2 separate regions of the Homo sapiens genome follow, and region 2 is linked to region 1. The links are chromatin contacts, found by Hi-C or POLR2A ChIA-PET in ENCODE. All regions are on one chromosome and are shown on one strand. Each heading gives the region's core, a stretch centred on a gene start or an enhancer-like site at or near the end of the contact. The rest is flanking DNA. Distances are from core to core; before and after follow the strand shown. Region 1 holds the start of ITK (IL2 inducible T cell kinase). Region 2 holds the start of HAVCR2 (hepatitis A virus cellular receptor 2).

Region 1 (5,708 bases), core at 1,255-3,754:
ATTGAAAATGAAGCCTTTAATTTAAAAATGAAAATGTTCTTCCCATAAGTGTAATGTTATTTACTTATGAGTAATATTAATGCAGCCTTGTGTGCAAATTGGTGGCCTGAAACCATGTAGTATACCTAAGACATGAACAATAATAATTCACATATATTACCTTTTTCAGGGAACTTGGATAAATTTCTAATTAATAAACTTCTATAATAATTAAATAATTAAAGAAATACTTTTAAAATGTTATTTATAAGAGTAAAAAAGGCATTAGAAAACAAGAAATTTGATGTTTGGACATGTATTCTCTATATCTCACATGGAAGAATTAGAAACTGTAGCCTAGGGCTCCCCAGAATGAAGTAATTGTCTTGAAATTTTCCATAATGCTCAGATAAAGAAGTAGGGTGATTTTACAACCTTGTCTACATGCAAATTATGACCAATAATATTCTGAATTAAGGCCATCTGGTTTTGTGATTACTTACAAATAATATTGAGCTGAATTCACAATCAGTTCACAAATAGCAGTTGGGCTAAGGAATTATTAATACTAACTAAATGAGATGATACTATGTTGAATCAGAAAAACGAACTGGTGAAAACTGCAAAATGGACTTTGAAAAAAATATTTAAAGGTACATGACTGTTCTTTCAATATGAAACAAAAACTTTAAATGTTCCATTCACAAAAAAGCATTGAGTAATGCCATGCGATTTATTAGCTCTACATGATAAATCCCCCAAGTTCACAAACTGGGCTCCTGGCCACCTAGCAAAGAGGACTTGCACGTAATTCCATGTGTTTTCTGATTGACTGGTAAATTGTTATCAGTAAGAGTCTGATAATAAGACAAGCAATTCTTTTCACTTCTAAAGAGGCAGAGCTATTTCGCCTGCAACTTTTTTGTTTTCTGTATTTTTTTAATTCACAAAAGACATGCAACACCTGCAACTTTAAAAAGTGAGGCATCCATAGGCTCTATACCCAGCCTGACCTCCTCTGGAGCTCCATCTCATGAAGTGCTTTAAACCCTGGCACACCAAAGAATCCCAAACTCATGCCACCACCTACTAAGTCAGACTCCAACAAAGAACTGGAGCACTTTTGTTTCTAAGTGACCATCAGGCACCTAATATTATTTTCCCTTCAGTAAAATATAAGTGATAATCCTTGTCCTACCCCACTAATGATGTAAAAATAATATAACCATACAGTAAGAAATCAAACATGCTTTGAAAAATTGCAGCATAGGGCTAAACAAGAGCCACTGCATAAAGCAAAGAAGTTTTGAAGAAGAAAGGGATCTTGAAGGTTGTTATTTCCAGTTTTTTCATTTTATGAAGAAAGAACCTGAAACAGGAGGTAGACATTTGCCCAGACTGGATCACCTACTGAGAAGTAGAGTTTGGTCTCCTGACCCTTTGTCCAATGCTTTTTCTACCAAACTACATTATTAGGATTATTCCTGTTGCTTTTGTTATTAGTGATGTTAAGAAGCACAAGACTATTTTTAGATAAAGAGATAGACTGACCTAGCAAAGCAGCCATACTCCTTCTGGGTAAGAACCGCTGGTCTGCACTGCAGAAACTTTGTTCTTAATAACCCTGGTGTCCTAAGAAGTCTATCAAGAGATGAAGAGGTTTGCCATTGTGCCTTACAACTTTTAGATAATTAAATGCCTGGGAAATCTTATTTCAAGATCAGGCTAGCGACGAGTATTGAGACAAACAGAGTTATTCATGAAAACGTTAACACTGAACCCAAAACTTAACCATTCTAAACACCAGTTTCTTCCACTAAAAAATAAGAAAGCTGGGGTAGATCATCCCATTGAATGCTAGTGTTGTATTAATCTATGTTTCATTAAATTTAGTATGTTTCATTAAATTTAGTATGTTTCATAGAAAGTTCAAGTTTTATCGAATCATAATACTTGCTACCTAAAATGTTATTCATAATTTAAAAACCAAACATAACCTTGCAGGGGGAAAAAGCTGATGAATGTTAAATTTACAGTTTTTAGAACTGAAATCACCTAGCACCACCATTTCACCTCTTGACTGCTCTCTGCATTCTCCTCTGATTACTTTTACTGTACTTTTTATGTTGTTACAATAAGCATGTTTGTGTTTCCTGTGCTCTATTTTATGCTATGTATATATTTTTGCATTAGCCCAGTCCAAACATAAAATGCTATGCGAAAAAAGACAAATGAAACTGCTCACATACCCCATGACGATCTTCAAAGTATGCCAGGCTGGCTTTGGTTAACACAAAGAAGCGGACTTTAAAGTTCGAGGGAGAAGTTCTTCTCTTTTGTTGGGATTTCTTGATGAGCTGTTCTTCCAGGAGGATAAAGTTGTTCATGATCCAGTTCTTGAAAGGTGGTGCACCTTGGGCATCACCTCTTAGCACAACCAAAGGAAAGAGTTTTGGGGCAAAGAATGCAATGTGGAGGCAGTTGATCTTCAGAGAGCTGCTCAAGGGCAACTTGCCTTCAACGTTATCTTTCTATCAACGTTCAGCCAACATAGCTGAGCTTCTCCTCTGATGTCAAAGGCCGAAACCACATCCTTTCAAAATTCACAAAACGAGGAGGCATATGTAAAAAATACATACAGCCTTTGCTAATGGCTTGAAATGATATTTGAAAAACTGTAAACTCAAAATTGTGGTAAGGATTACAGTTTAATCTTTATAGTTCCTGGTTTAATCCATCCAGCAGTTAAATCATGTAGCACAAGGAGTAAGGACAATGTGTGGTTTTGCTTACCATGATATACTCAGCAACCATCACAGTACCTGACACATAAAACAGATGTTCAAGAAAAATTTGTTGAATGGATCATCACCAAATTGGGTTGGACAATTAAAAGAGGTAATGAGCACAAAACCCTCACACATTAAAGTGAAGAAATATGTTGCTGAAGTTTATTAGTTTTTAAGATTTAAATTAAAGCCCATAGAAATTTCTCAATGCTACATATAGATGACTGCCTTTCTGTCCTGACGTTTTGTGGAAGAGTGAAAAATAAGTGAATCCTTCAGAATGGCATAATAAACAAAGTATATGTGGGCTTTGAAAACAGACAAACTTGTGTTGGATTCCCAGCTCTGTCACTTACTATGCTGTTTCTCTTTGAGCAAGCCATGACTTCTCTGATCCTTAGCTTCCTTGTGAGGGTCCTTTGGAGGACTGAATCCCATACATCTTATGAATGGTAGGTGCTAGTCATACATGTCACCTTAGAGTTAGTACATAGTTGAAGTATAATGTGTGACAGTTACCTCTACTATGTTAATAATCAAGAGATTTTAGTGTAAGCAGATATTGCATGTAGTGGGTAGGGATAAATAATAAATGAAATAATAATTATTGCTGTATAGGAGTGAAATTCTCCAATGTTTATTTTTAAATGTAAATTACCAGACAACAGCCTAATTTTATTTCATATACTGGATGCCCCAGCATAATCAAGACACCCAGGAGGGTACGGTACTGGTATATTTTAAATTACCTCCCCCATTCTGAGATTCTTAAGACATATGTGTGGAAATACACTGCCCAAACAAGATAGTATTTTTTTTTTCTGAGTATGGGCTTGAGGTAGGGATTGCTACTATTCCCAAATAGCTACTCTCTCCTTCTTACTAGAGTAACAGAATCCCTGACAGTTATCTGGGCATCTGGCCAGCAAGAATAAAGACTACAAATTTTAGCCTCCCTTGTAGCTAGGTGTAGTTGTATGACTGTCTTCTGGTCAACTGAATGTAGCAGAAGTCGTGTGCACAACTTCTAGGAAATTTCCTTAGTGGGATCTGTCATCCCCTTTTCTTTCCCTTTTCCTCCTGCCTTGTGACTAGAATATTGAGGTAACAGTTGGAGCTGAAGCAGCTATCTAGTATCATGAGGTGGAAATTGAATGTTGAGGACAATGGAGTATAAGATAGAAAGAGCCTGGGACCCTGGTGACCATGGATCTTCCATGCCAGCCCTGGATTACATTTTTTAATATCTATTTTCTAAGTCTCAGTTATTTTGAGGTTTCTGTCACTACCAGCAAACCTAGATAATACAGTGCTATCTTCTCAAACTAGACTACAAACTCCTCTGAGGAAAGTACATTTTACACCTGCTTGGTTCAGATGAAAAGAGTTATAGACTTCACAAAGTGTTCTCATCCGGGAAAACAAAATATCATCAGTAGCTGTTGCAATACTTAGGAGTCTTTCGTTTGCTCAGTCTACATGGAGTGTCATCGTAAGTAATTTTATTCTCTTTCTCATAGAGCCATCAAACCCACTAACTGAGACTCATCTTTGCCAACTTTTAAATGCAAACTTAGGAGGCTCAATATTTTTTTCTCACTTTAAGGAAAACATAAACAAAAACAAATAGTCCCTTTGTTTGTTTTGGTTTTAAAAAGTTCACTTCATAGGAGCCAAATTCAAGGAGTTCCCACTTGCCAAAGATGGAACAATTTGAGTATCAAAAGGAATAATAATTGCCATGAATTGAAGAACAGCAAAAATGTTAAAACAATGAGTTCAAAAGAGAATTGAAAAAAGCATCCCAACCTTTTGATCACTTTTGGAGGATGCTGAAGAACCAACTTGTTTTTCTGAAAACTGGAAACAAAGGAAAAAAATAAAACATATTGCTTGCTTTTCTTGAAGAATTATCTTTCAATTCAGTGATCAAGTATTTAATGAGGAAGTTCTTTTTTTCCAAGAAACTAATCAATGAAGGAGTGACAGAATACTATCGTTTTGCAATGCCAATGAAATAATAAATGTAGGCAATGATCATCAATGGCTGTTAAAATTATTACGCAAAAAGCCAATAGGAAAATGTATAACTGTCATATGAAGCTGACAACACTGTAACACACTGATTAATCTTAAAAGAAGGACAACCAGACATTGTATGTCTCCTGAGGTGAAGCAAGAGGAAGTACACAAAACTGGCAACTCGGGAGTCTTGCCAAGAGAAAACAAAATCAAACACAAATCTAATCAAACTTCGAGATATAAATTCGAGTTTACAGGAAATACAAGAGATAAACGAACCTGACAAATGACACTGTGGAGATGCAATTGGATGAGTCCAGAATACAAAACATGCTAAGGACAAATGACTCAGTATCAGTAACAAATAAGTCATAGAGGGCAGGGCACGGTGGCTCATGCCTGTAAGCCCAGCACTTTGGGAGGTCAAGGGGGTGGATTGCTTGAGCCCAGGAGCTTAAGACCAGCCTGAACAACATGGTGAAACCCTTTTTCTACAAAAAATTAGCCAGGCATGGTGGCACACACCTGTAGTCCCGCCTACTCGGGAGGCTGAAGTGGGAGGATCACTTGAGCCCAGTGGGTGGAGGTTGCAGTGAGCTGGGATTGCAGCACTGTACTCCAGCCTGGGTAACAGAGCCAGACTCTGTCTCAAAAAACAAAAGCAAAACAAAACAACAAATAAATCAAAGGGGGAACCCTTAGATTAAAAGAGACTTTAAGAGACATATGAGCATGTTTGGACTTTGGATTAAGAGTTAAGCAAATCAACTGTATAAAGACGTTATGAGACAATTAGACAAATTTGAATGTTAAAGAGATGTTTGATAATACTGAGAAACTTGTTATTTTTTAAGATGTAATAATGGGCTGGGTGTGGTGGCTCACACCTATAATCCCAGCACTTTGGGAGGCTAAGGT
Region 2 (5,708 bases), core at 1,224-3,723, 72 kb after region 1:
AAAAAAAAAAAGAAAACCTATAGCATAGGTGGGAGAAATGGGGGTAAACATGGAAGGATGGGATCATGGGATCAAGGCTTCTTGAGCTTTTTATATTCCTTTTACTTTTTAACTATTTGAATGTATTATCTAAAGTTTTTAAGAAAATAAACAGGAAATAAAAGTTAAGTGAACATGAAAATGTTCAGAACCAGCTCCCTACACACACAAGAGAGTTAAAGGAGATCTCTAGACCCCTTCATATCTAGACTTTAATGAACTAATAAATTGTTAATGTTTTATAAAGCTGGTCTCAGTAGCAATTCTAGAAATGAGCAGAAAACAAAGTGGTAAAAACAAAACATCGCTGGGCACGGTGGCTCATGCCTGTAATCCCAGCATTTTGAGAGGCCGAGGCAGGTAGATCACCTGAGGTCAGAAGTTCGAGACCAGCCTGACCAATATGGTGAAACCCTGTCTCTACTAAAAATACAAAAATTAGCCGGGCATGGTGGTGTGCGCTCTTAGTCCCAGCTACTTGGGAGGCTGAGACAGGAGAATTGCTTGAACACAGGAGGCGGAGTTTGCAGTGAGCCGAGATCGCGCCACTGCACTCCAGCCTGGGCGACAGAGCAAGACTCTGTCTCAAAACAAAAACAAAAACAAAACAAAACAAAACACAGAAACTGAGGGCTGATGCTTTTAAGAGCCTTGACCAAGTTCATGCTGCTAATAAAAATAACCCCAGACCCCATATTTAATCTATTCTACCTTATGCTTGAATATGGTCATTTGCTGGTTATTAGTTATGTGGGAAGACAAACATTAAATTAATAAAACATAATTTATAGTGGAAAAAATCTGTCACTTAGGGGGCTTATGCTCTCATTCTAAATCACCAATCATGTGCCTTTCGGCAAATCAATTTTCTGAAGTCTCAGATTCCTTGTCTATAAAATGAGAAATTGGCCGGGCGCGGTGGCTATGCCTGTAAACCCAGCACTTTGGGAGGCCGAGGCGGGTGGATCGCCTGAGGTCGGGAGTTCAAGAACAGCCTGACCAACATGGAGAAACCCCGTCTCTACTAAAAATACAAAATTATCCGGGGTGGTGGCACATGCCTGTAATCCCAGCTACTCAGGAGGCTGAGGCAGGAGAATCACTTGAACCCGGGAGGCAGAGGTTGCAGTGAGCCGAGATCATGCCATTGCACTCCAGCCTGGACAAAAAGAGCGAAACTCCATCTCAAAAAAATAAATAAATAAATAAAAATAAAATAAAATAAAATGAGAAATTGATTATGATCTCTTGAGTAACTGCCACTCTGCAATGCTATGGGAAGTACACACATTGAACAAGTTGCATATTTATATTAAATGCCATTTGTTTATATTGAACAAATTTGGTATTTATACCCAATGCATTTAATGGCATAAATGTGAATGACAAAGAAACTCAGGAAGGCAAGACATAGAGGAAGGCCACTGGCTTTTCAGAAACCACTCAGCCTGTGAGCTCACTTCCCTTTTATAAAAAAAAGCTTTTGCTTTTAAGGTGTCCAGATAAAGGTCACACTCCCAGAGCTGAGGCTACGTGAGTCTAAGCTGTTACCTCAGTTATGGGAGTGTGGCTGGAACTCAACACTTTCTGATCATTCATGGCCAAAGCCTCTTGGGGTAGGGGAGAGGGGGCACCTTGTATGCATGAGATGAAACAGGATACCAAGATCCCCTTAATTCTACTCAGAGTAGAGGAAAGGAACTGTTGCCAAAAGGAACATGTTTTTTCTAAATTGAAGAGTTGGAAGTTTGAAGGTCAAAGTCAGAATATTAGAACAGAGAGCCATGCATGTATTATCTAATACAATTTTCTCATTTTATAAATTATATAAATGAGGAAACTGAGACTCAGCAAGGTTATAGGATACAACCTAATCTGTGTTAGAAGAAGGATGAGAGTGAGGCTTATGCTGGGAGTTGCTATGGTCTGTAAATGTGAGGATAAGGAACATGCCATTCACTGTTGTGTTCCACTTCCTAGTCCAGTGCCTGGTGCAAAGTAGGGGCTTCATAAACTTTGGTCACAGGCCTGATGAAGGGACTGATTTGAGTGAATGAATCCATGGATGATGCATCTGTACTTTGTGTTCCCCGCTAGTCAGATGGACTCGGACATGCTCCATTTCAGGTGTATCTCATCTGAGACATTATTAGAGGGTTCTCTTTATGTGCCATGACTGAGTAGCGTTTTCTTCCACTGAAGTATTGCTTCCTCTTTGTTGATATCACAGGACAGACATCAGAACACTTACAGGATGTGTGTAGTGTGGCATGACAGAGAACTTTGGTTTCCTTTAATGTGACTGTAGACCTGGCAGTGTTACTATAAGAATCACTGGCAATCAGACACCCGGGTGTGCTGAGCTAGCACTCAGTGGGGGCGGCTACTGCTCATGTGATTGTGGAGTAGACAGTTGGAAGAAGTACCCAGTCCATTTGGAGAGTTAAAACTGTGCCTAACAGAGGTGTCCTCTGACTTTTCTTCTGCAAGCTCCATGTTTTCACATCTTCCCTTTGACTGTGTCCTGCTGCTGCTGCTGCTACTACTTACAAGTAAGTCTCGGCATGGATATTTACAATGACATAATGGTGCTGTACAGAGGACAAGGGAGAGATACAAGGATGGCCATTGTAATGTTGTTTGTAATAGCAAAAGCTTGGAAGCAACCTAAATGTCCGTCGATGAGGGAGTGGGTAAATAAATGTGATATAATCATGATACAAACAGTGAGTCTGACAAAACATACTGGTATAGAATGTCTCAAAATTATAATGTTATTAAAGAAAAAAAGTTGCAGAATAATGCATATATTAGGCTTCTATTTGTGTGTGTGCATTGTCGGGGAGCAGGAATATGTGGACATTTCTTAATGTATAAGCTCTAGGAAAAGGAACCAGGGAATGGTAAAGAGTTGGGAGAGTAAGGCATATTTTTCTTTTCTTTTCTTTCCTTTTTTTCTTTTTCTTTTCTTTCTTTTTCTTTTTTTCAATTGAGATGGAGTCTCACTCTATTGCCCAGGCTGGAGTGCAGTGGTGGCACCATTTTGGCTCACTGCAATCTCCGCCTCCCAGGTTCAAGTGATTCTCCTGCCTTAGGCACCGGAGTAGCTGGGATCACAGGCGTGCACCACCACACCCAGCTAATGTTTTTAATTTTTAGTAGAGACAGGGTTTTACCATGTTGGTCAGGCTGGTCTCAAACTCATGGCCTCAAGTAATCTGCCCATCTCAGCCTCCCAAAGTGCTGGGATTACAGGCGTGACCCACCGTGTGCCCGGCCACTTTTTCATACACCTTTGATAGTGTTTGAATGTTTTTACTGTAGTTGAGTCATATGAAAACAAAGGGGACATAAAAAATCAAAAGAAAATATATAATGAATGTTTTATCATATATAAAATATATATAGTTTTTTTTTAATGGAATTAACTTTGTCATTTGAGGAAAATGAGGAGACAAGTCTCAATCATTTTAGGAGATTTGTTTGCCAAAGTTAAGGAGGCACCTGAGAGACAGGTCTATGACTTTCTCAGAAGATGATTTTGAGGGCTCCAGATTTAAAGGGGACAAGGTGGGATATTGAGAAGCACTCAGTTTTCACATAAAAAAGGGGGGGGGGCAGAGGAAAAATATGGGGAATCTGCATTTTACATTAGATAACACAGACAAAATGGGGTAGGGAAACAATCAGATAACGCATTTGTGTCTGGCCAGGGTGACCGCACCGGTAAAGATGAGCTATCAATCTGCATTGCACAGCTGACCAGGAATTTCCTTGTGGGCAAAATATGGGGGAGGTATGCAGCCTTTCATCCTGTAGCCATCTTATTCAGGAATCAAAAAGAGGAGGCAGGTTTCTGTGACCCAGTTCCCAGCTTGACTTTTCCCTTTGACTGAATGAGTTTGGGGTCCCAAAATTTAATTTCTTTTCACAACTTTAAACCTTAAAACAACTCCATGAGTAGTTTCAAATACACAAGATCCTTATTTAACCAAGGGTTTGTATTTACTGTGCACTTGCTGCTTAAAAAGAGAAGTATGTTAGGAGAGCCTCCCTTTGTTGATGAACAAGCAAGTAGCCCAGATGGGCGGGCCGTTTCCTGGCTGACCATGACTAATTTTCTGATTGTCTGTTTCCATCAGCCCTGTTCTCCCGTGTTCACAGAATTGGGCCACAATTCTCTCCTAGGGCAGTGTTTCTGAAAGTGAGGTTCTGAGACCAGCCACTTCAGCAACACTTGAGAACTTGTTAGAAATAAAAGTTCTCAGGCTCTACCACAGGCCAACTGAGTCAGGAACTCTAGCAGTTGAGCCCAGCAATCTGTGTTTTCGCAAGGCTTCCCAGTGATTCTGATGGCCTTCACATCTGAGAAGCATTGTCACAGCGAATCATCCTCCAAACAGGACTGCAGCAGTAGCTTCCTCTTTATTCTGTAAGACATGGCTTGCAGTTTTCCTGAAATGGAGTAACCTCACTCACCGCTTGAGTCTTGGCTCTCCTTCTCTCTCTATGCAGGGTCCTCAGAAGTGGAATACAGAGCGGAGGTCGGTCAGAATGCCTATCTGCCCTGCTTCTACACCCCAGCCGCCCCAGGGAACCTCGTGCCCGTCTGCTGGGGCAAAGGAGCCTGTCCTGTGTTTGAATGTGGCAACGTGGTGCTCAGGACTGATGAAAGGGATGTGAATTATTGGACATCCAGATACTGGCTAAATGGGGATTTCCGCAAAGGAGATGTGTCCCTGACCATAGAGAATGTGACTCTAGCAGACAGTGGGATCTACTGCTGCCGGATCCAAATCCCAGGCATAATGAATGATGAAAAATTTAACCTGAAGTTGGTCATCAAACCAGGTGAGTGGACATTTGCATGCCATCTTTATGAATAAGATTTATCTGTGGATCATATTAAAGGTACTGATTGTTCTCATCTCTGACTTCCCTAATTATAGCCCTGGAGGAGGGCCACTAAGACCTAAAGTTTAACAGGCCCCATTGGTGATGCTCAGTGATATTTAACACCTTCTCTCTGTTTTAAAACTCATGGGTGTGCCTGGGCGTGGTGGCTCACACCTCTAATCCCAGCACTTTGGGAGGCTGAGGCCGGTGGATCATGAGGTCAGGAATTCGAGACCAGCCTGGCCAACATAGTAAAACCTTGTCTCCACTAAAAATACAAAAAATTAGCCAGGCATGGTTACGGGAGCCTGTAATTCTAGCTACTTGGGGGGCTGAAGCAGGAGAATCACTTGAACCTGGGAGTCGGAGGTTGTGGTAAGCCAAGATCTCGCCATTGTACTCCAGCCTGGCTGACAAGGGTGAAACTCTGTCTCAAAAAAAAAAAAAGAAAAGAAAAGAAAAGCCAAAACTCATGGGTGGAATGTATAGATGGGATGAAAGGCCTAGATCAGTGGTTAGAGACCCTGACTCTCATTAGAATCACATAGAGAGTTTTTAAACAACTATAGATGCCAGGTACAGTGGCTCATGCCTATAATCCCAATACTTTGAGAGGCTGAAGCAGGAGGATCACTTGAGGTCAGGAGTTTGAGACCAGCCTGGCTGATATACTGTGGCTACCCCTATCTCTTAAAAAGCAGAAGAAAAAACCCCACTACCAAAAACCAGAGAAATCAGCATCTCTGGAGGTAGATGCTAAGCATTAGCTTTTT

Evidence for each region. Hi-C counts contacts between places; a loop is a spot of excess contacts on that map. ChIA-PET counts read pairs that join two places held with the same protein, here RNA polymerase II (POLR2A). Pooled maps may share reads with other maps.
Region 2: a map of naive thymus-derived CD4-positive, alpha-beta T cell shows a loop between it and region 1 (2.2-fold over the local background). The contact joins the promoter of HAVCR2 here to the promoter of ITK in region 1. A Hi-C loop is called at or near these places in 1 of 168 maps with a recorded cell type or tissue (naive thymus-derived CD4-positive, alpha-beta T cell), 3 of 37 single-sample maps with no recorded cell type and 8 of 50 pooled maps. POLR2A ChIA-PET finds 5 or more read pairs at or near these places in 7 of 52 experiments (CD4-positive, alpha-beta T cell, GM12878, OCI-LY7 and 3 more).

Annotation. Positions count from the first base shown.
Region 1 is chr5:157,177,636-157,183,343 of GRCh38, reverse strand. It overlaps ITK (IL2 inducible T cell kinase), which reads right to left and starts at 2,504. Exons shown (of 17, transcript NM_005546.4): 1 at 2,229-2,504. The coding sequence starts at 2,366.
Region 2 is chr5:157,105,809-157,111,516 of GRCh38, reverse strand. It overlaps HAVCR2 (hepatitis A virus cellular receptor 2), which reads left to right and starts at 2,473. Exons shown (of 7, transcript NM_032782.5): 1 at 2,473-2,591; 2 at 4,555-4,890. The coding sequence starts at 2,534. RefSeq lists an enhancer at 2,537-2,686.